Regions from separate parts of the Homo sapiens genome. Here region 2 is linked to region 1. Evidence: chromatin contacts called from ENCODE Hi-C or POLR2A ChIA-PET data. All regions are on one chromosome and are shown on one strand. Each heading gives the region's core, a stretch centred on a gene start or an enhancer-like site at or near the end of the contact. The rest is flanking DNA. Distances are from core to core; before and after follow the strand shown. Region 1 holds the start of SLC35H1 (solute carrier family 35 member H1). Region 2 overlaps CDH22 (cadherin 22).

What was found. A loop is a pair of places that touch in the nucleus more often than their neighbours do. ChIA-PET counts read pairs that join two places held with the same protein, here RNA polymerase II (POLR2A). Pooled maps may share reads with other maps.
Region 2: a loop to region 1 is called in a pooled map of gastrocnemius medialis, with 1.9 times the contacts of the local background. The contact joins the enhancer-like site here to the promoter of SLC35H1 in region 1. A Hi-C loop is called at or near these places in 1 of 168 maps with a recorded cell type or tissue (CD14-positive monocyte) and 2 of 50 pooled maps. POLR2A ChIA-PET finds 5 or more read pairs at or near these places in 3 of 52 experiments (A673, CD4-positive, alpha-beta memory T cell and Panc1).

Annotation. Positions count from the first base shown.
Region 1 is chr20:46,363,175-46,370,186 of GRCh38, reverse strand. It overlaps SLC35H1 (solute carrier family 35 member H1), which reads left to right and starts at 5,762. Exons shown (of 10, transcript NM_015945.12): 1 at 5,762-5,816. LOC124904917 (a long non-coding RNA gene) reads right to left here and starts at 5,648. Exons shown (of 3, transcript XR_007067614.1): 1 at 5,467-5,648. It overlaps ELMO2 (engulfment and cell motility 2), which reads left to right. Exons shown (of 22, transcript NM_133171.5): 21 at 1,219-1,296; 22 at 2,627-4,137. The coding sequence ends at 2,827. RefSeq lists an enhancer at 1,368-1,597 and a silencer at 5,622-6,041.
Region 2 is chr20:46,211,651-46,219,576 of GRCh38, reverse strand. It overlaps CDH22 (cadherin 22), which reads left to right. Exons shown (of 12, transcript NM_021248.3): 5 at 2,584-2,751; 6 at 6,389-6,582. It overlaps LOC124904916 (a long non-coding RNA gene), which reads right to left. Exons shown (of 3, transcript XR_007067611.1): 3 at 6,805-7,133. Among named protein-coding and RNA genes, the nearest start is that of CDH22, 93 kb to the left of the region's middle. RefSeq lists enhancers at 2,120-2,655, 3,194-3,730. Within about 2 kb of position 3,729, at least 5 of the 41 ENCODE cell types and tissues checked have a DNase peak (open chromatin) inside an H3K27ac peak, as active enhancers do.

The sequences.
Region 1 (7,012 bases), core at 4,513-7,012:
TTCATCTGTAAATATTTAGTGTACATCGTATAGTGTATAACATTGCCACCAGTCCATTAGCACACATAACAGGAAATGAAAGTAGTTATTTCAGATCAAATATTCCACTGATGGTGACTTTCTACCAATTGTCTTATAAATGTCATAATTTCTCTACAGATATATAAATGTTTATATGGATACACACACACACACACACACACACACACACACACACACACACACCCCCATACCCATCTTGTCTAAACCAGAGTCTAAGACTGGTCTTTTAAGTTTCTTAATTCATAAGTTCCCCCGCCCCCCCATCCCCCACCATCTTTTCCTTTGCAGTTTATTAGCTGAAGAACCAGATTGCTTGTTTGGTAGTTTCCTAGCATCTGAATTTTGCTGATTGTTTCCCCGTGGTACAGTTTAACTTGTTCCTCTGTCCCAGATCTGTACATTGGAAGAGGGATCTAGAGGTTTGATCCAGTTCAGGTTTAACTTTTTTCCTGGCCAGTGTCATCAGTGGTATTATGTTCTATCAAGAGGCACATAACGTCTGGTGGTCTCTCCTTTTGTGATAATTAGCAGACTGTTGAAGCTCAGTGCCTCATTCCATCAGTCAACTAAGGTTTGCAAACTCATGATATTTTGATGCAGTCATTGCTTTTCATTTATGAGCTGAACCATGAAACTTGCCCTTATCTACTATTGGTTTCCCAGTGGTACAGTTTATATAGGAAACGAGAATAAATGCTGATTCTTCTTTTATGTACTTACTTTCAAAATAATGAGTTAGTTCCTTGGTATCATGCAACAGTGACCAATTTTGTGTGTGTGTGTGTTTTGTTTTGTTTTTTAATTGTTAAGACATTCCTATGCCAAATACAGCACGATAGAAGTTGTTAGTCATCTTGGTAATATAAAAACTTTTAGGATAACTTACAGTCATGGATCGTGACCTTCCAGGGTTCTGAGTGTTGAAAATGACTTTTTTCCAATCTTAAAAATATCACAACATCTTTGATGTGACTTGGGCAGGGAGTGGGTAAGTTAAGGTTGATTTATGCTGGGCCTCATCTCCAGCCACACTTGTGGCCGCCTAGGAGCATTGATGACATTCATCTGAATCAGCATGTTTGGTGATGATGCCGAGTCACTAGGACTTTGGCCAAGATCTTGATGTGCAGACCCCAGGCTGTTCCATCGCTCTAATTTAAACCCTTTCTCCTTCAGGAGGTGTTGGAATTGGCCTTCTCCATCCTGTATGACCCTGATGAGACCTTAAACTTCATCGCACCTAATAAATATGAGGTGAGCAGTGTGGCGCTGCCTTAGACAACAGAGCTATTTCTGTAACTCTTCAGTTGGTGGCAGGAATGAGCAAAACAGGAAAGTCCCCTGTGGTGGGTGGCTGCAGTGTATATTGAAGCCTAGGAAGGCTTTGAGAAGAAGGTGGCATTTCAATAGGATGGGAATGTCTCAAAGGAGGAGCTGTGGTTGGGGGGGCACCCAGATGAAGCAGCAGGTATCATTACATAATGCTGGACCTGAGGTTCCTCCAGGCGCATTGGGTGGCTGCCAAGGATCTGTCACACTCTGGATTGTTTATCTGTGAGCTGGGCTCTCCACATTACTCTTCAGCAGCAGCCATAGGTTGTCATTACAAAGATAAGGTCAACTAGGAATGAGTCATTTACCTGGGACTGGGAAAATTCTCCCCTTTTCAGTTTCTCTGTGGTCAGCTACCCAAGAGAACTTGACAGATCCTTCCTCCTAGGGGCTCCTGGTCACATGTTGTAATGGATCCAGTGTGGACTTTGAAGCCAGATGGAACTGGTCCTTCTGACAAGGGCCCTGTAGTTCCATCTGCAGCACTGGAAGATACTAGATATTAAATGAGTGATTGCATTTGAGACCCTATGTGCCTGGTGAGCTCTGAGAGCCATCACTGGGAACTAGAGGTGGGACTTCTGGCAGAGGAGACACTTGGGCAGGGCCTGAGCTGCCGCTAGTGGAATTTGGTTGAGAGGAAATGAAGAACAAGCAAGTGGGGAACCAGGTGAGCAACGGTGTGGAAAAAGGAAAATGGCAGCAGAGGAAGCAGGAAGAGTCAGGGAGCGGTGGGATCAGAAGGCTTCCTGGTCACCCCCTCTTAGCATGAGACCCACCAGTTCCATTTCTTTAGTATTTACTCTTTAATATGTATTGACTGGATTATTTTTAATTTTGTTTTCGGGGGGGCGGGGCACAAAATTGAGATCCCACAGTGACTTCTGTTTGTGTCTTGCTTCTTTTCACCTAATACATATTTCCCTTCTCTCGCTTCTGATTTTGGGTAACTTCAGGTAGATGATGCCCCAGTACTCAGATCTCATTTTGCTGTATTCGTTTATTGCATTTTTAGGTTCTCCTTCATATTATTGTAAGGAGTTGTAATATAAAACCCCTTATAAAAACCAGATCTCTTGAGAAAGTGAAGGATCACCTCCTAATTTATCTTTGCTATCATTCCAAATCAGTTTTGCCTATACTGATTAGTTCCAAAAGGAACTGTTGTGAGCCCCATCAGAAAAGAGACCTTGGCAGGATCTCCTGCTGACCAGGGGTCACGATGTGACATTTTGCAACTTGCTCCCCACAGTACTGCATCTGGATTGATGGCCTCAGTGCCCTTCTGGGGAAGGACATGTCCAGTGAGCTGACCAAGAGTGACCTGGACACCCTGCTGAGCATGGAGATGAAGCTGCGGCTCCTGGACCTGGAGAACATCCAGATTCCCGAAGCCCCACCCCCCATCCCCAAGGAGCCCAGCAGCTATGACTTTGTCTATCACTATGGCTGAGCCTGGAGCCAGAAACGACGGTACCCAGGAGAAGGGATTTTGGGCCCAGGAGAAACACTTACATTCTGGTGCCTTGTCTTTTGCTTGTACAGAATCTGTAGTGATTTTGGTGGCCAGTAAATGCCAGCCATTTCTCAAACCCACCTCGGACCACCCAGAGTTTCCTCTTGGTCCCTGTCTACTAAGAGTCATGAAGGCAGGGTGCTCTGCCCACTCCATCACCATGAAGCCTGGGATTGGGCCACGAGGAACAAACAGCAGATGCCCTTGCCTTCCAGTCCAAGAAACTGCTTCTTGAAATGGATTTAACAACAGCCACTCACCTTTTCCTCCTGAGCCTGCTCTCTGATCAGCTGGATCCCCACGTGAGCAACAGCTGGCCCAGGAAAGGCTGCCTGCAGAGGACAGGTGTGTTGGGCGTGTTGAGAGCCTTGAAGTGACTACCTGTATCTTAGATCTGAGTACAAGCCTGAGGCTTTTGCTTTTGTCTTTTTTGATGAGGGCTCACTCCAGCTTCATATGGTGCCAAGACGTTGCTGCTTCTGAGGTTGGCTCTAACATCTCTGGTCTTTAGAGCCACCAGATCTCTCTGGCCCATACAGATATCAGAGCAGACGGAAATTTCTCCCTGCAAGCGCTCAGTCTCATCCCAGCAAGTCAAAGACCTCCTGGCCAAGTCCTGCCCTCTTAAGTCTCCAGGAACGCTGCAGGGAAAACCCAGCTGAGGCCTGGGCCTAGACTGTGGTGAGGTCACTAGATTCTACTGCTCTTCCCCCACATTAATACCTTTTCCTTCCTCAGAGAGAAATCTCCCCTAACCTGAATTGCAGCCCCCTCCAGTTTGCTTTCCTTTGGCCTTCCAGACCCCAGGAAGTTGGCCTTCCCTTCCTAGTGCTATGGTTTCTGCCATTGGCCATGATTTCAGGGAGCTGGCTGAGGCCGGCTGAGGCCACACCTGTGCCAGTGGGGCTTCCCTGGTGCTGCAGCACTTGTAAACCACACACACAGCCTCTCTCCCTGGACATACGTTAGCACATTGGCATTCAGTATTGGTGGCCTGGCATGGTAGGTACTACCCAATGAAGAGTGTACTATATATTTTCATTACTATAGGCCATACTTATACAGACGTGTATATATATTTATATAAGATCTACCTATCTTAGGATGGAACCTTGGGGAAAAATAAAATTGAGGGGAAGTAAAAAGTATGTAACACTTCCAGTTGTGAGCCAAGATTGTAACCAGAGAGCAGCCAGGAGCTTCCTGTCAGTAACCATGTTTTCAATAAATACTCTTTCATGTACAAACTGTGGTTCCTGTTAACAGCTGTTTGTCTGTACTTGCCCCCTGCCCAATGGTGAAGATTTCACCTTGACAAGACTTGATCTCCATGTATCTGGGAGACTCTGGAGAGCTCCAGCTGGAGCCCTTAGTCACCTTCCAAGAGTCCCTTCCTCCTCATCATTCGCTCCTCCCACACATACACACACACAGACACACACCTGCTGGTTAAGAGTGTTCACAGATTGCTGCACTGGGACGAAGCGTTTTCTGCTCAACCCTGCTGGGTACAGCAAGGTAAGGCATACTGTACACCCCCATGAACACATCCTCCCTCTTCTCCCTGCCAGGGACACAGCCAGGGAACAGCTCGAGTACTTGTGCCTTACAAAGAAGACACGCTCTTTACCCTGTGTGTTGCCTGTGCATAGTGCCCAGCCTTCCAGCTGGTGTTTTAGGCTGTTGCTCCAAACCTTGGCCTTGGTAGCTGGGAGACTTAAATGAGGGTGGTGATGAAAATAGATCTCTTGCCTCTGAGAGAGAAGGGTGTGAGGACAGGCTCTTTCAAAAGGCATAGAAAGTGCATGCAATACAAGCCTGAGGACTGAATAAAGCCAAGACCTTGGGCAGTGATGGGTACCATTGTAGGTGCTTGGTAAGCACTGAATGAACTAATGCCTGCATGATGCCAGCTGGCGGCGGTGACAGCCGCAGTTTGCATAAAACACTGCTTACACTCTGGCCTTGAGCCTTCTGTTCAGAGGGGCCAGGGATCCCAGCTGAGTCACTTGTAAGGATCCATGTTTGCAGCTGGTCTTACTGCCAGAGAGCCCAGGAGGAGGCTAGAGGAGGGCGAAAGGCACAAAACTGGGTCTGAATGTGCAACCCTAGCTTGCCCTGGCCTAATGTTCTTGACTGCAAATGCTGCCCTTTTAATCCATCCCGCAAGATGAAGAAAATCTGAACTCCCTAGGCTGGCATTTTGGGGCCACTGCAACCTGCCTCTTGGCTACTTTAACCACCACAGTTACAAACAACCTGTGAGCCCCAGGCACGGCTGGAGCTTTCTCACCCTCCTTTAGGATTCTCCCATTTCCTCTATCTGGGATGCTCTCTCCCTACTCAACCTATTGAAGTTGAGATAATTCTTAGAAAGTTTCATACAGAAAATATTTCACAAATGTTTCGTATTACTTCTGGATCGCCCAAGTTTTAAGTTGTAATGGCCCCAGCTGGCCTGAGCTCCCAGAAGAAAAAGCCCATGAGATACTTATCTTCGTGGTTCATTCCATGGTTGCCCAGCATTAGACTGGACATAAGAAAAACAATTTGTTCAGTAAAAGTAAACAAGTTACCATTTTTTGGATGCTCACTGTATGCAGAACACTAGCAGGCACCGGGGTTCCAAAGCAAGCCCCTGATTGAGCGCGGGAGAGACGCAGACAATTACACGGCTGTGCTCTGAGCCTGAGGGACTTCGCGGAGGACAAAACTACGCTGTACCTCAGAAAGACCAGACCACCTCAGAACCCGACCACAACAGACGCCCCGCCCCCGTGCTGCCCCGCCCCGCCTTTTCGCCCCGGCTCCGCCCAGCCCCTGGGTAGCTTCCGGCGGAAGTTACCGCCCGTGCCGCGGTTCGGCGGCGGCATCCGGCCTCGCACTTCCGGTGGGGAGATTCCGGCCTGGAGCTCCCAGGGCCGAGGTGAGTGGGTGTGCGGCCGGCCTCCCGGCGCACTCCCAGAGGCTGGGGGGCCGGGGCTGGAGAAGGGAAGCGGGCTCCCCACCCGGGATCTGCGCGGGTTGACATGGGGCACGCCACGCCCCTGCCCCTCCCCGGGCCTCAGTTTCGCCGTCTGTGGAGGGGGCAGGGGTCTCCAAGCGCCCTCCTGCAAGGCACCTGCCGGACGCCGGCTCATCTGGTATTTCCTGAGCACCTGCGACGTCCTGGGTGCGGGACCCGGGCCGGAATCGGACACGGCCCTGCCCTCTGAGGGGCTGCTTCCCGCGGTGGGATTGGGGCGGGCAGTAAACACGTGAGCAAACAAGGAAACGTCAGAGGTGGGAGTGCCACGAGGATTGGGAGGGGTGGGGCATTGGAGAAAGTATTCAGCCAAGCGGAGGTCTGCGGAAGGGAGCTGAAGGCAGGAAGAGCAGCAAGTAAAGAAAAACACAGGTTTGATGTGTTTGACACGTGGCAGGGGGCCGCTGTGGCGGGTGCTGGGACCAGTGGCAGAAGAATGAGGTTACAGAGGCCTTCCTTGTGGACCAGGCTGAGGAGCTGGGCTTAGCCTTAGGGCATGATCTGTTTCGTGTGCCATCTCTCTGGCTGCTTTATAGATTCCAGGCCTTAGGGGCGAAAGAGGAAACAGGGAGACCAGTTAGACCAGTGGCAGTCAGCAGGTGAAAGATAATTGTGGCTTAGACTGTGGTAGTGGGAATGGAGAGGAAGAGAAGTAGAGGGGTCAAGAAGTGTATTGAAAGTGGAACTGACAGGGCAGGATTTGAGAAATGACAGAAATAAGTGGTCAAAGATGACTTCATCATAGATTTTTGGTTTTGGCTTAAGTAACCAAGTGTATTATGCTGGCATTTACTAAATGACTTTGGGATAGATTGGGAGCGTGAGAAATAATTACGAAATCTTCTTAGGGCATCTTAAGTTTTAGATATTTGGAGTGCAGCTACCAAATAGGCAGTTAGATATATGAGTCTGATACAGAAAAGGTCAGGGCTGATGTAAAGAATTTAGAAATCATTGGCAAGTGGATTGGGTAGGATGAGATTATGTAGGGTAAGATTTAAGAGAGAAGAGAAGCCAGGTTCCAAGCTTTAGGCACCCAATTTTTATAGATTGAGTTGACAAGAAGGTGCCAGCAAAAAAGACCAATAAGGAGTCCA
Region 2 (7,926 bases), core at 2,480-4,979, 150 kb after region 1:
GCGACGGTTAGTGCTGCTGGCATTTAGTGCCGGGAGGCCAAGGATGCTACTAAATATCCTACAACATACAGGTCACACACACACACACTACAGAGAATTATCCTGCCCAAAATGACTGACTACAGTGCCAAGTTTGAGAAATCCTGTCATTTAAGTCAGTATGGTGGTTGTCCCATTTTACAGATAAGGAAACTGAGGTTCAAAGAGGTGAAGGGATTAGCTCAAAATCACATGACCAAAGAAATGGCAGATCTGGAATCTATCCCAAGGCAATCCACTGCCAAGACTCCCCTGTTCCTGGGAAGACCAGTGGTGGTAGAGAAGGGGTCAGGAGGGGGCCTACTGAGGCGTTGAGAAGGCCACTGATAGATGGTTTGTGTGACCCTTGATTAGGCAGAACACCCATTCCATATCTGCATGTGATCCCACGAAAGCAGGACCACCCCTTAGGTGCCCCACCTCTGGCTACCTACCACAGGTACACACAGAAATACACACACAAACACCACACATACACACACGCCCTACAGCCTCTCCTTCCATTCTGTTGCCTGTATGGGAGTCTGGGGACTGTTGGGGGACATCAGGTGTCAGAGCTTGGGTTTTATGGGGCGCAGCATGGGGCTGCTGGTGCATGACTCCACCTGGCGCACAGGCCCCGGGCACCACCTGTCACCACCTGGTGCTCGGCAGGTTGGAGTGGGTGGTGGGAGAGGCTCTGAATGCCTCATCGACTCCCCCGCCCTACCCTTGTCTCTTCTACTGGCAGGGAGACAAGAAGCCCAGTCTTCCCCACAGCAGAATTAATCTTGCGGTCACCCCCACGCCTGCTGCCCTCCCTGCTTCCAATAACAGCTTGGAGGACTGTCTGCTCCGTGATTAGCTGGTGCCTGGATAGAGGATCTAGGGCCTGGAGAGGGTTGGGGTGCACCTCTAAGGCTGGGGGATAATTTGGTTGTGGGAGGGGGTGTGAATAAGAATGTGAGGTGGTAGCTATGAGTGTGCATGTGTGTAAGGGACTTTGTATGTGTTCTTATGTCCATACACCACAAATGTGTGAACTACGTTGCATGTGTGTATACAGGTGAGTGTGACAGCATAGTGAGTGTACATGAGTGTGGACGTGAGTCCAGTTCACACCAGCCAAGCTGCTGCTCCATGCCTGGCTCTGGGCTGTGTGTTACTGACACAGGCCTGGTTCATGCATAGAATGTCAAGTGGGAAAACTGAGGCCCCAAAAGTGGGACTGGTTGCCCAGGGGAGTCACACAGTTGCTTTTGTGTTGTGTCTGTGTGTGAGAAAATGCAGGTGCAATGTGTGTGAGCAAGTGTGTTTGAAAGTGTATGTATTTGAGACCAAGTGCAGTGGCTCACACCTGTAATCTCAGCACTTTGGGAGGCTGAGGCAGGTGGATCACTTGAGGCTAGGAGTTTGAGACCTGCTTGGCCAACACGGCAAAACCCTGTCTCTACTAAAAATGCAAAGATTAGCCAGGCATAGTGGTGCATGCCTGTAGTCCCAGCTACTCAGGAGGCTGAGGCAGGAGAGTTGCTTGAACCCGGGAGGAGGTTGCAGTGAGCTGAGATCGCGCCACTGCACTCCAGCCTGGGCAACAAAGTGAGATTCTGTTTCAAAAAAAAAAGAAAGAAAAGAAAAAAGAAAAAGAAAAAAAGTGTATGTATTTCAGTGTGTGTATGTGTTACAGTGTGTATGAGAGTGTGTGTGTATATGTTAGTGTGTCTGTGTGTGTTTGTGTGGGAGGATGTGTATTTGAGAGTATGTGTGAATGTGTGTGGATCATTGAGTGTGTATTTGAGAGTGTATCTGTTTGTGTGTTTGTGTGTATGTGAGTATGAGTTATTTGTGAGAGTGCATCTGTATGGCCAGGTGTGAGTGTGTGTGTTTCTGTATGGATGTGTGAGTGTATCTGAGCCCATGTGCATTTCTGCATGGGCAGGTATGTGTGTGGGTGATCTGTATAGGCCTGTATGTAATTCTGTGTGAGTCTGTGAGTGTATGAGTGGCAGCATGTGACTGGATCTGTAAGGTATATGAGTGTGTGTTTGTGAGTGTATCTATAGGAGTGTGTATGAGTTTGTGAATGTTTCTGTGTGTGTGAATGTATCTGTGTGTATCTGTGTGTGTGTGAATGTATCTGGGAATAAACCTGTGAATAAACCTGTGTGTGTTATTCTGTGTGAGCCTGTGTGAATGTATCTGTAGAAGTGTATGTGAGTATATGAGCATGTGTGTACATCTGTGTGATCATGTGTGTATGTGTGAGTATCTGCATCCATATGAGCAAGTATGTGAGTCTATCTGTGTGACCGTGTGTGTGAGCATGTGTGAGTATATCTGTGTGGGCATGTGTATCTGTATCTGTATGAGCGTGTGTGAGTGTGTGTGGTGTACACTGAGCCCTGTCCCACATGGTGGACACGTGGATGTCCTTGTGTGGCCCACTCTCCTCCTGAGCTTAATTTTCCCAGGAGTCACAGGGTCTGAATCCCGCCTGTACAGGGGTCTCCACATCAGTGGGCAGGTGGTGTGGGGTGCCCTGGCCTCACCCTCACTCACCCACAGGCGTAATCCGGACGGCTGTGCCTGACCTTGACCGCGAGAGCCAGGAGCGCTACGAGGTGGTGATCCAGGCCACAGACATGGCGGGTCAGCTGGGTGGCCTCTCGGGCTCCACTACCGTCACCATCGTAGTCACCGACGTCAATGACAACCCGCCCCGTTTCCCGCAGAGTGAGTGAGGCCTTCCCAGAGGAAGGCGCGTCTGTGTGTCTGTCTGTTACCCCATCCAAGCCACCTGCTGACCCCAGCTTCCCTTTAGACTTCCCACCAAAAGAAGGGCTTCCCCCTCTCTTTCTGTCTGTCTGTCTGTCCTCCCAAGCCACCAGCTATCCCCCAGCCCCCCTCCAACCATGCTTCCTACCAAGGAAGACCCCAGGGCTGTCCGATGCTCCACAGAGCCAAGTAACACACCATCACCTTCCCAGACCTCCTCTTGCTTCCGGCAGAGGGGGAGCCCCACCCATCCACCCTTCCGTCCATCCTCCAACCCCTCACTGGCCCCTGCCCACTCCCCTAGCCACTTGTTGGGCCATCCCATGCCGCTGACCTAGGCTTGCAGAGGGAAGGTACTGGGGAGAAAGGGGGCACCCAGGGATCTAGGCAGAGGCAGCTCAGCCCCCAGACAGATAGAGGTTGTGCAGAGAAAAACTAAGTCTGAGTGACAGGCATTTCCCTCCTCCTCTGAGCCTGGGTAGCGCGACTCTGTGCTTCTGAATTAGGAGGCCTTTCCACCCTCTGCCTCTGCTGGCACAGCGGGGGTTGGGGGATGTCTCCGGCCCAGCCTCCCAGCTCCCTATCAGCCCAGCCAACCCCTCTGTCCCAGGCTCAGGCCGAGAGCCACTACAGGGAAGCCACCAAAGCTGGCAGGGACTAAATGCCGCAGGAGCTGGGCTGATTCCTATCGGGTGAGTCATTACTTGAGGTCTGCTGCTCTCACATTAGGCCCCGCCACAGGGGACTGACCCCCGAGAGATAAGGGAATCCAATCCCTTAGCTGAGAGCGCAGCATCATTGTGGCCTACAGCCTCAGCTCAGACACAGAGCGGAGTGAGCTGAGCTCACCAACCGGCTTCCCGGTGCCAGGGAGCCTGGCACAGAAGCCATCCCACTGCCCAATCTCCCAGCCCAGCCCCAGCCCCTGAAGGCAGCCCCATGCAGACGGGTGGCATGGGTGGGACGCACCCCCACCCAGTCTTCTGCCCACTTGTGCCAGGCTCTGAATGAGCTCTGAACTGGAAGGGGTGGGGCAGAGCAGAGAGGAGGCCAGGGCCCCCAGAAGGTTTGCTTTCCTGCTCGTCATTCCTTTCCTCCTTCCTTTCTTTTTCTTTCCGTCTTTCTTATCATGAACTATGGCACACAAAAACAACAGTTCAACAAATAATTATAAAGCAAACAATCCTATGACCACCAGCCAGGACCCCAGAAGCCCTAATATGCCCTTTCCTGATCATAGCCTCTTCCCCAACTCCTCCCTCCAGTTAGCCACTACCTGCTTTTGTGATGGTCATCTTTTGAGTCTGTTCATCTACGCAGGCATCACCAGTCACAAGTCTAATTTCATCCATTTTTGAACCTTATATAAATGGGATGAATCATACAATACAAATTGTTTTTGTCTTGCTTTTTACCTCTCAAAATTGTGTTTATGAACTTATGTTGCTGGTAGCTGTAATTTATTCATTTTCTTTGCTGTATAGTATTCCATAATTATCTATTCTGGGGGTGGTGGACACTGGCATTATTTCCAGTTTGGGGCCATTGGGAAGGAGACTGCTTTGAACCTTATTGCCCCAGGTCTCCAGGTGCCCATTTGCACTTGTTCTCTATGGATACAGAGGAGTGAAATTGCTGGGTCATGGGATGTACTCATCTTTAGCTTTACCAAATAAAGCCAAACTGTTTTCCCCCATGAGGAAACGCACATGTCCATTGTACCACATCCTCACTGACTCCTGGTACTGTCACGTTCTTTGATTTGTGTTAATCTGGTGAGTGTCTACTGGTAACTCATGCTGGTTTTCATTCATACACTCACTAGTCCCTCACACATTTCATTTATGCGACAGCCTGGCATTCTGCCAGGCACTGGGAATGCCTGATGAATAAGAGATGTGGTCCCTTTCTTCCAGCAGCTCATACCCAAGAGAGAGAATAAACAGAAAATGAGAGTAAAAACGCAGTAATTCTAACAATGGGATAAGCTTGGGGGCCAAGGGAGCACAGGAGCAGAGCCTGGAGGTCTGGGAAGGTTCCCTGGAGGAGGTAACATTCAGTGAGACTAGAAGGCAGAGCGGGAATTGGGAAGGCAAAGGCAGAGAGGAGGACAGGGAGAGGGGATGCCTGGAGGTGAGAGAGAGTGAGTCAGTTGCAGAATCACAAGAACTTCAGCAAGGCTGAAGCTAGAGATGGAGTGGGGATTGGAGGATGAGGCTGGAGAAGCCAGAAGGGGCCAGGCAGTGTTTTGTAGGGCAGGCCAAGGGACTTGCACAACTCCATCCCAAGGGCAATGGGGAGCTATAAAAGGGATTAAAGCAGGGGAGTGGCATGTTCATCTCGTGTTTCAGAAAGTGCCCCACCCCGGCTGCTGTATGAGGATGAATCAGAGGCAGCCACTCCACGCAAGGGTTACCAAGACCTGTGGAGCCCCCAAGAGACACATCCCCACAGACCCTGCTTCAGCTAGGCTGGCCCATCACTTAGCAAGTCATCCTCACCTCGACCTCAGCTCTGGTTGGAGAGCAAGCTGCAGCCTCCATCCCATCTGATCTCATTCCTTCTGGTTTCCCCTCTGCTCCTCCCCTCCAGCCACACAGCCATCTTGCCATTCTTCCAACATGCCAGGCACAGCACCCACCTCAGGGCCTTTGCACCTGCTGCTCCCTCTGTCTAGAATACTCTTTCCCAAATATCTGCTTGGCTCGCTCCCTCCCCACCTTCTGACTTTTGCAGAAATGTCATCTTCTCTGCAAGGCCTTTCTAGATCAGCCTATTTAAAACTGCGCAACACCCTCATCAGCACTCCCACACCTTCCCTGCTTTATCTCTCTCCTAAGTACCTATCACCATTGGACATACCATATGTTTCACTGATGTGATTGTTTAGTGTCTTTCCCTTTCTATTAAGAGGAAAGCAACATGAGAGCTGAGATTTTGGTCCATTTTATTTGTTGCTGTAACCGCAGTGTCTAGAACCGCATGATGTCTGGGGGCATCATAGGTGCTCAATGTATACATTGAAATGAAGGAATAACTACCGTTAACATCAACAGCAAAATCACTATGAAGCCCCACCATTTTAACACAATTTATTCTATTTCTTGAGTAGCTACCAAGTGCCAGGCACTGTACTAAGCATGTTACAGGCGTCATCATCTAAGTTAGTTGCCATAAACACACAGCTGTTAGGAAGGCACCATCGTTATTTATTTCCATTTTACAGAGGAGGAAACTGAGGCTCAGGGTTACACAGCTAGGACTGACTCCGGAGTCTTAGCCTTTATCACTGTGCTCCTCTGTCCCTGTCACTGGCTAGGTAGGGAAACTGAGGCCCAAAGAACTGCAGGCATTTTACCAAATCAACCAGTGAATAAACCCAAAGGTCAGAATTTAAACCCTCCTTTTGCACTGCCACCCAAACTTCTGCAGGGGACATTCCTCTCCCAGCCCCCATTCTGGCCAAGCTGAGAGCCCCTTTCAGGCACTGTCCTCCATAGAGGCTCACCTGGGCCCCCTTGTCCCCTCCCCCACTGCTGGCAGAGGCTGGGGAAGGGGCTGCCTTCATCCCTGCTCATGGCCGTGTCCCCCACAGAGATGTACCAGTTCAGCATCCAGGAGTCAGCCCCCATTGGAACGGCTGTGGGACGTGTGAAGGCTGAGGACTCAGACGTGGGAGAGAACACAGACATGACTTACCACCTTAAGGACGAGAGCAGCAGCGGCGGCGATGTGTTCAAGGTCACCACAGACAGCGACACTCAGGAGGCCATCATCGTAGTGCAGAAGGTGCAGCTGCCTCAGGAGGAATGGGGGAGGCAGGCCTCAGGGGTGGGAGGATCAGGGAGGCCTCTGGGCAGCCGAATACCCCCACCTCACTCCACTCAATGGATTAGTTCTCTCTAGAGGTCCAGGACCAACCTGGAAAAACACTGATGGTATCATTCCCCTTTTGCAAACCAGGCATAGAGAGGTGAAGTGACCTGTCTGAGGTTGCACAGCTGGTTCTCAGAGCCAGGGTTCAATCCAGATGGGAATCCACACCCTCAAACACTCTGACGTGTGCTTCACATCCTTGCCAGCCTCTTCACACTCCTCATTGCCTTTAATCCTCATATTTCCCTCTGAAGCTGAGGTTACTATCCTCATTTTTATAACTGAGAAAATAGATGCTGAGAGAGGTAAAGGGGCTTACCCAAGGTCACACCTGTAAGGCACATGGTAGAGATTTGAACCCAGGTCTAGTGACTCCAAAGCTCTTTCCTTCCTGAGTCTAACAGCCTTCCTTGCCCACTGGCTGGCCCAGGAACCAGAAACTCAAACTGCAAACTCAGCGATCCCTAGGGAGGTCAAATAAAGAGGCAAAAATCCATCTTCCAGGATTTGGTCAGGGGCTTGGCAACTCAGGGCTGCAAAGGCCATTAAGACCACCCACTCCGACCCCACTCTCCCATGGGAGGTCTAAGTCCCCTGCACTGGCCCACAAGTGGTCATAGGCCTTTGTTTGTATATCTCCAGCGACAGAATGCTCACTTTCTGCCACTGTCCAGCTCTTCTTCCTCCCATTCAGCCGGCATCTGTCTCCTTAAATCTGTGCCTATCAGCCTGAGCTCTGCCTTCCAACATCTGCCCTCAACAGTCCTTCTTTTGCTCAGCAAGCACATAATGACCCGCTCTTTACCTGGCATTGAGGGCTTGAGGATAGACAAAATGCCCAGTTCCTTCAGCTCCTTTCCAGAGGATAATAATATAATAGCTACTACTTGTGATAAAGTGCTTGCCACATGCCAGGCACCCTTCAACTACTTTCTGCGTATTAACTCATTTGATCCCTTCATCAACCCTCTGAGATGCTGTAATCGTTCATTTTATAGATGAGAAACTGAGGCCCCAAGAAGTTCGGTAACTTTCCCAAGGCCATGCATCTAGTATCGTTCAGTAGGGATACGGGCTCAGGGGGTCCAGCTCTAGAATCTCCCTTTTTTAAGCACTAGTGATTTTCAGTCTTTTGATCTCCGTTCATCCTTAACTGTTAGATGAGCCCATTTTACAGATGGAGAATTGGAGGCCCAGAGAAACCCAGCTTCACAGAGCAGCAGAATCAGGCTTCAAACTCAGCCCGGGGACTCCAGC